2 separate regions of the Homo sapiens genome follow, and region 2 is linked to region 1. A link is an interaction called in ENCODE POLR2A ChIA-PET data of the cell type or tissue named here. Cell type or tissue: Caco-2. All regions are shown on one strand. Links, peaks and the distances in the headings refer to the core of each region. The heading gives the core; the rest is flanking DNA.

Region 1 (2,500 bases), core at 1-2,500:
TAAGACATAAGCCCTGCTCTCATGACTCTGCATTTGAATCCCAGCTCTTCCATTTGCAGAGCAACATGGACATCAAGGGAACACATTCTGTAATGAGACAGACCTGGTTTCAAATCCCTGCACTGACACTGCCAGATGAGTGACCTTCCACAAGTAACCAAAGCTCTTTAATTCCCAGTTTCCTCATTTGCATTGAAGAAGTAATAATTATCTTTCATAGGATCAAAAAAAAAAAGAAACTTCATATGTGCTTTTCAGGCACATGATAAATAATAACTTATTATCATTAACTAGCTTTGTGACCTTGGGTAAGTTGCTTAACCTCTCTGGGCCTCAGTTTCATCATATGTAAAACAAGACTAATTATAGCTACCTCACAAAGTTGTTGTGAAGATTAAAGAAAATTATTGGTGTAAAGCACCTAGCCTAGAGAAACAGCTCAGCAAAAGTTCCCTTTTCTTCCCTCTGTCTCTTCGTTCCTTAACCCTCCTCCTTTCCCTTCTCCCCAGACCATATGTGAGATCTCCCCTACAGCAATGCTCAGCTCCCGAAGGAGGGCAATGAGGACACAGCCAGGACCCTTACTGATTCCACTCCTAGAGAGCACCAGGCCCATTTAACCCCAAACCAAGTCTAACTTACCAACGCTTGACCACTCCTATCCAGGAACATGTTCTTTACTCACTTCTCGCCTAGTGACTTCAATTCACAAGCAAGAAGTCCTTTTTACCTGAAAGCCAAACAATTCCTCCCTGCTTACTCATTCTCCCAAGAAACTAACTAGAAGAGAAAGCATCAGTGTCTAAAATGCTGATCAGAGAGAGGAGACTGGTATTCCCAGTGCTTTAGAATGATAGGATAAAAGGAGAGGTCCTGGGCACCCTTGCTGGGAGACAGATAAATCCTACTGGCCCTTGTGCATATATGACAAGGGCAGGCAAACCTGCTGCAACTCCCAACAGTTCTGGGAATGCCTGAGAACAAGGCCCTCGGCCTGCTAGAGTTACTTAGGCATGAGGGAAAAATTAGGTATTCACTAGTAAAGGTCAACTTATAAATACCTGATTAACCCAAGCAAACACACTCTGCTCTACCTTATGTGAGAATTTACAACTGATCCGGAACAGAAGTCAAGCTGAGTACACGTTTTCAAAGCTATAACTAACAATTATTGAGGTATTTGGCAGGGTGGGGATAGGGGATTGACGGCTGGCTACAAAAGCCCATGCAAATCAGCTAAGTCCAGAGTCTCCACTGAAAGCTGCTTCTTCTGGAACAACAACCTCTGAACAAACCTACAGTGTAAATGTGACCTTGCTAGAAAGACAAGAGCCAGCCCTCCCATGAAGACCATGGGAAATGTAGAGAAGCAAGGCATACCAATTCCAAGATGCTTGCTTAATCCCAGGGAGTTCCTTTTGTGAGGAAATAATAATAATAATAATAATAATGTTGTTCTGTAGGAAGACACTAACAGATCAAGCCTGTGAAGCCATTGTCTAGACTCCCCCAGGTAGCTCTAACTGCTTTTTCCCCTGCACTCCCATCACACTTTGCAAACCATCAAGGGGAAATGAAAGAAACTATCTTTCCTTAAGCGCTTACTGTAAAGCCTTATAGAAAAGGTTTTAATCTTTTTTTTAAACAACTCTCCCAATAACCAGCTAATCCTAGTCCTATTTTATTTATAAATGAAGAAACTGAGCAACGCACTCAGTAAAGGGGCTGGGCAGAACCCAAATATGAACCTGGTCTGTCTGATTCCAAATCGTAAACTTTCTTTCAACAAATATTTTTTGAGAGCCTACTACATGCCAGGCACTACTCCTGGTGAATACATAACAGTGCATGAGACAGACAAGAACCCTATCTTTATGGGGTTTTCATTCTAAACCAAACTGCCTCCATATTTTACCACATCATGTATTTAGTAGGTAGATATCAGTATTTCTTTATCTTCAACCAGGCAGGACTCAATAAACATGTATTGAAGGCCAGACCCAGTGGCCCATAATTCCATCACTTTGGGAGATGGAGGCAGGAGGATCACTTGAGCCCAGGAGTTCGAGACCAGCCTGGGCAACACAGTGAAACCCTGCCTCTACAAAAAATAAAAATAAAATCAGTCAGGTGTAGTGGCATGTGCCTGTAGTCCCAACTAATCAGGAGGCTGAAGCAGGAGGATTGCTTGAGCCCAAGAGCTCAAGGTTGCAGTGAACCACGATCATACCATAGCACTCTAGCTGGAGTAACAGAGTGAGACCCTGTCTCCCAAAAACAAAAGAAATGAATGTAGTCCTTTCCCTCAACTCACAGGAATTCCTCTCAGCTGCTACCCAAACAGCATTCAACTGTTTATCCATTAATTTTGCATCCTTCTTCCTACCTAGGTCTGTTTATCCATTAATTTTGCATCCTTCTTCCTACCTAGGTCTAGCCATATCTTAAACCAAAAGCTTCCTTACAGTGCTAGCAAATTGGCTCCAGCCACCCACTAAGT
Region 2 (3,364 bases), core at 515-3,014, 220 kb before region 1:
AAGGATAAGGAGAAAAGCAGAGCAACTGGTTTATGAATAGTTTGTTCTTGACTTAAATATTGTCCATGAAATCTACTTTATATTACTTAAATCTTTTTACATAAATAACAAAAAACAAATTTTAAACCAGTCCCTACCTAAATAACCACAATTCCAAAACAAGCTTTACTCTAGGCTTCCCTTTTTTTTTTTTTTTTGAGAGGGAGTCTCGCTCTGTCGCCCAGGCTGGAGTGCAGTGGCACGATCTCGGCTCACTGCAACCTCTGCCTCCCAGGTTCAAGTGATTCTCCTGCCTCCCAAGTAGCTGGGATTACAGGCGCCCACCACCAGGCCCGGCTAATTTTTGCATTTTTAGTAGAGACGGGGTTTCACCATGTTGGCCAGGCTGGTCTTGAACTCCTGACCTCAGGTGATCTGCCCACCTCAGCCTCCCAAAGTGCTGGGATTACAGGCGTGAGCCACGGCGCCTGGCCTAGGCTTTTCCACTAATGAATAAAACAATTTACTCAAGGAAATATCTGATATTAAATGTTAATATCAAATTTTCCTCTTTACTCACATTCATAGTTCTCTGAAAAGTGAGAACTCACAGGACAGAACCAAAATTAAGGAAAAAAAAATGTTTTAAGCAATGAATTCAAATTTTATATCGAAGGGCATAGCCAGAATACCAAAGTATATCAGGTGAATGAAGGTCCAGGGATAAGAGACAAATGGAAAGAAACACATGAAAGAAGGAACCCAAGATAAAAACCATATTTACTTACAGGATCAACAAAATCCATATTGAGTCCATAACAAAGCTTCTGGATTCGAGATGTAATTTTGTCAAACATGACTCGTTCTTGGCGGCCATCTAAAGAATCAAATCATGTTAGCAATTATTAAATTCATGTTAGCAATTATTAAGACTACAATGTCAAAGAATCAAATGTAATTAACATGTAAATTGACCAACATGAAGTGCTATTTCACAGAAAAGATTGAGGCCCCCTCAAAAGATTCATGAAGAGATTGTCTTCTCTGATGTCACCTTCAAAGAGTATGAATTCTATACAGACAGACGTTTACGGATAATTTCCTAAATTTTTCCCCCATCCCACATGGCAGCCAAAATTACCCTTTAAAAGTTAAACTCAGAATCATATCATTACCTCCTTCAAAACTCCTAATAGTGGCTTATGATCTCCAGAATAAAAGTCAAAATTGTTATAACAATCCACAGGCCAGGCCTAGTGGCTCACACCTGTAATCCCAGCACTTTGGGAGGCCAAGGGAGCGGGGGGGGGTGTGGATCACTGGAGGTCAGGAGTTCGAGATCAGCCTGATCAATATGGTGAAACCCCGTCTCTACTAAAAATACAAAAAATTAGCTGGGCATGGTGGCAGGGGCCTATAATCCCAGCTATTCGGGAGGCTAAGGCAGGAGAATTGTTTGAACCCAGGAGGCGGAGGTTGCAGTGAGCTGAGATCACGCCATTGCATTCCAGCCTGGACAACAAGAATGAAACTCCAACTAAAAAAAAAAAAAAATCCACAGAATCCTATACCACTTGTCCTGTGCACCCACTTCCCAATTTCACCTCCAACTCTCCCACCTTCCTTCCTATTGTACCTTGACAACTTGGCCTTCTTGCTATATATCTCCTTTAGGTCTTTTGCTCAATGTCATCACCTTCTCAATGTGGCTTTCCCTGATGATTCCATTTTAAATTGCAATGCCCCAAATAGGACCCTTGCTCTTCTTATCCCCCTTCCCCTTCTGTGCTTTTTCTCCATTGCACTTACCCCATCTGACATACTATATATTTTACCTAATATTTTTCATGATTTTGGACTTAGATTATATCTTTGTCCTTCTAGACAAAAAAGTCTTACTACTCTTAGTTTAACCTCAAATAGTAGCTCATCCGACCTTTATTTATTCTTACCAGGAATAGTGAATATATCCAACCACCAAACAGCCTTAACCTTAGACAAGCCACAAAACACAATCAGTCATTTCACAGATCTTCATTTGTAGAAAGGGGTTAATTATTATATCTATTTTACTTGCCTAATCAGTTTACTGTGACAATAAAATTAGATAAGGTAAAAAGTGCTTTTGTTGTAACAACTTTGGCATAGTTACAACTATACCTCGTTATAAAATAAAGCTGCTCCTATGGGGGAAAAAAAAATCACAGTATGTGATACACAATAGGCACTCAATAAATGTTAGTGTCTCACACTGATTTAGTTTTTGTCTCTTTTGTGCACCTACAATCCATTGTAACTATAGGCTGAGTATCCTTAATCCAAAATTCCAAAATCCAAAACACTCCAAAATCCAAAACTTTTTCAATGCCAACACAATGTTCAAAGAAAATGTTCCTTGGACCATTTCAGATTTTGGATTTTCTGATTAGGGATGCCCAACCAGTAAGTATAATGCGAATATTCCAAAATCTGAAACAAATCCAAAATCCGAAACACTTCTGGGCCCAAGCATTTTGAATAAGGGATACTCAACCTGAAGTAACCAATAAGAAACATGCTAAATATGTTTACATTTATTTGGCCCTCTGATTCACATCTGTATTCTCAAATTTAGTGCCTAGAACAAGGCAAGTTCTCAAACATTTGATGAAGAATAAATGAACAATAAGACATCACTATTAACCCATTATCACTAGAACAAGTTGCTTTTTCTTCTACACTGATATGTTAGCCCCTCTCTTTCTGATCACCATTGTGATAATTTTCTCATCAGGCTCACATCTGCAGCATTTAACTCTGAAATGGGGTAAATTAACTGGCTGGCACTGGGACTGAAACCTCAGTGCTCTAGCAATTGGATAACTAAGCAGGCAGGTAACTGCAAAGCAACATTAGCGTTCTGCAATTATACATGCAGTGGGGGGGGAAAGCAACTTAGCAAAAAGAAAATTCTACAACTGCCAGAAGTTCTGAAGTCAATCAGGAAACTGACAAAAAAAAAAAAGTGCATTGGTAATTATCTTAACTCACACTTGAAAATAGGAGGCAGACTAAAGATCTAAAGGTCCAATGACACACAGTTCTCTATTCTGTCATTCCACTTGGTTAGTTTTTCAAGCCAGATGTTGATTTTATCACATCACTAATCCCTGCTTCTCACTGCCTACATTATCCTCTTCTCTCAAGCAAAGCCTTTCTTAGTTTGGCCCCAGATCTCTTCAACTGTTCCCTGTGAAATATAAGTCCCAAGAGGGCTTCCCATTCCCATATCCACATCATTGCTTATACCTTACTCTGCCTAAAGGTTCCTCTTCCACCTTTCCATACATCTAACTCCTACTCACCCTCCAAATCTCACACCTCCATAAAACCTGCCTCAACCACT

What was found. ChIA-PET counts read pairs that join two places held together with the same protein. Peaks named below come from ENCODE experiments on the same cell type or tissue, not always from the same donor. Only the 100,000 strongest peaks of a DNase experiment are listed, where the experiment ranks them.
Region 2: POLR2A ChIA-PET joins it to region 1 with 6 read pairs; 2 of 35 experiments call an interaction of 5 or more read pairs at or near these places.

Annotation. Positions count from the first base shown.
Region 1 is chr11:3,876,195-3,878,694 of GRCh38, reverse strand. The region is part of intron 1 of STIM1 (stromal interaction molecule 1); the gene reads right to left. Among named protein-coding and RNA genes, the nearest start is that of PPIAP40, 16 kb to the left of the region's middle. In Caco-2, for the core only: no CTCF peak of the experiment used is centred there; DNase peaks (open chromatin) are centred at 964 and 1,214.
Region 2 is chr11:4,099,485-4,102,848 of GRCh38, reverse strand. It overlaps RRM1 (ribonucleotide reductase catalytic subunit M1), which reads right to left. Exons shown (of 19, transcript NM_001033.5): 2 at 768-856. Among named protein-coding and RNA genes, the nearest start is that of RRM1, 6.4 kb to the right of the region's middle. In Caco-2, for the core only: no CTCF peak of the experiment used is centred there; no DNase peak of the experiment used is centred there.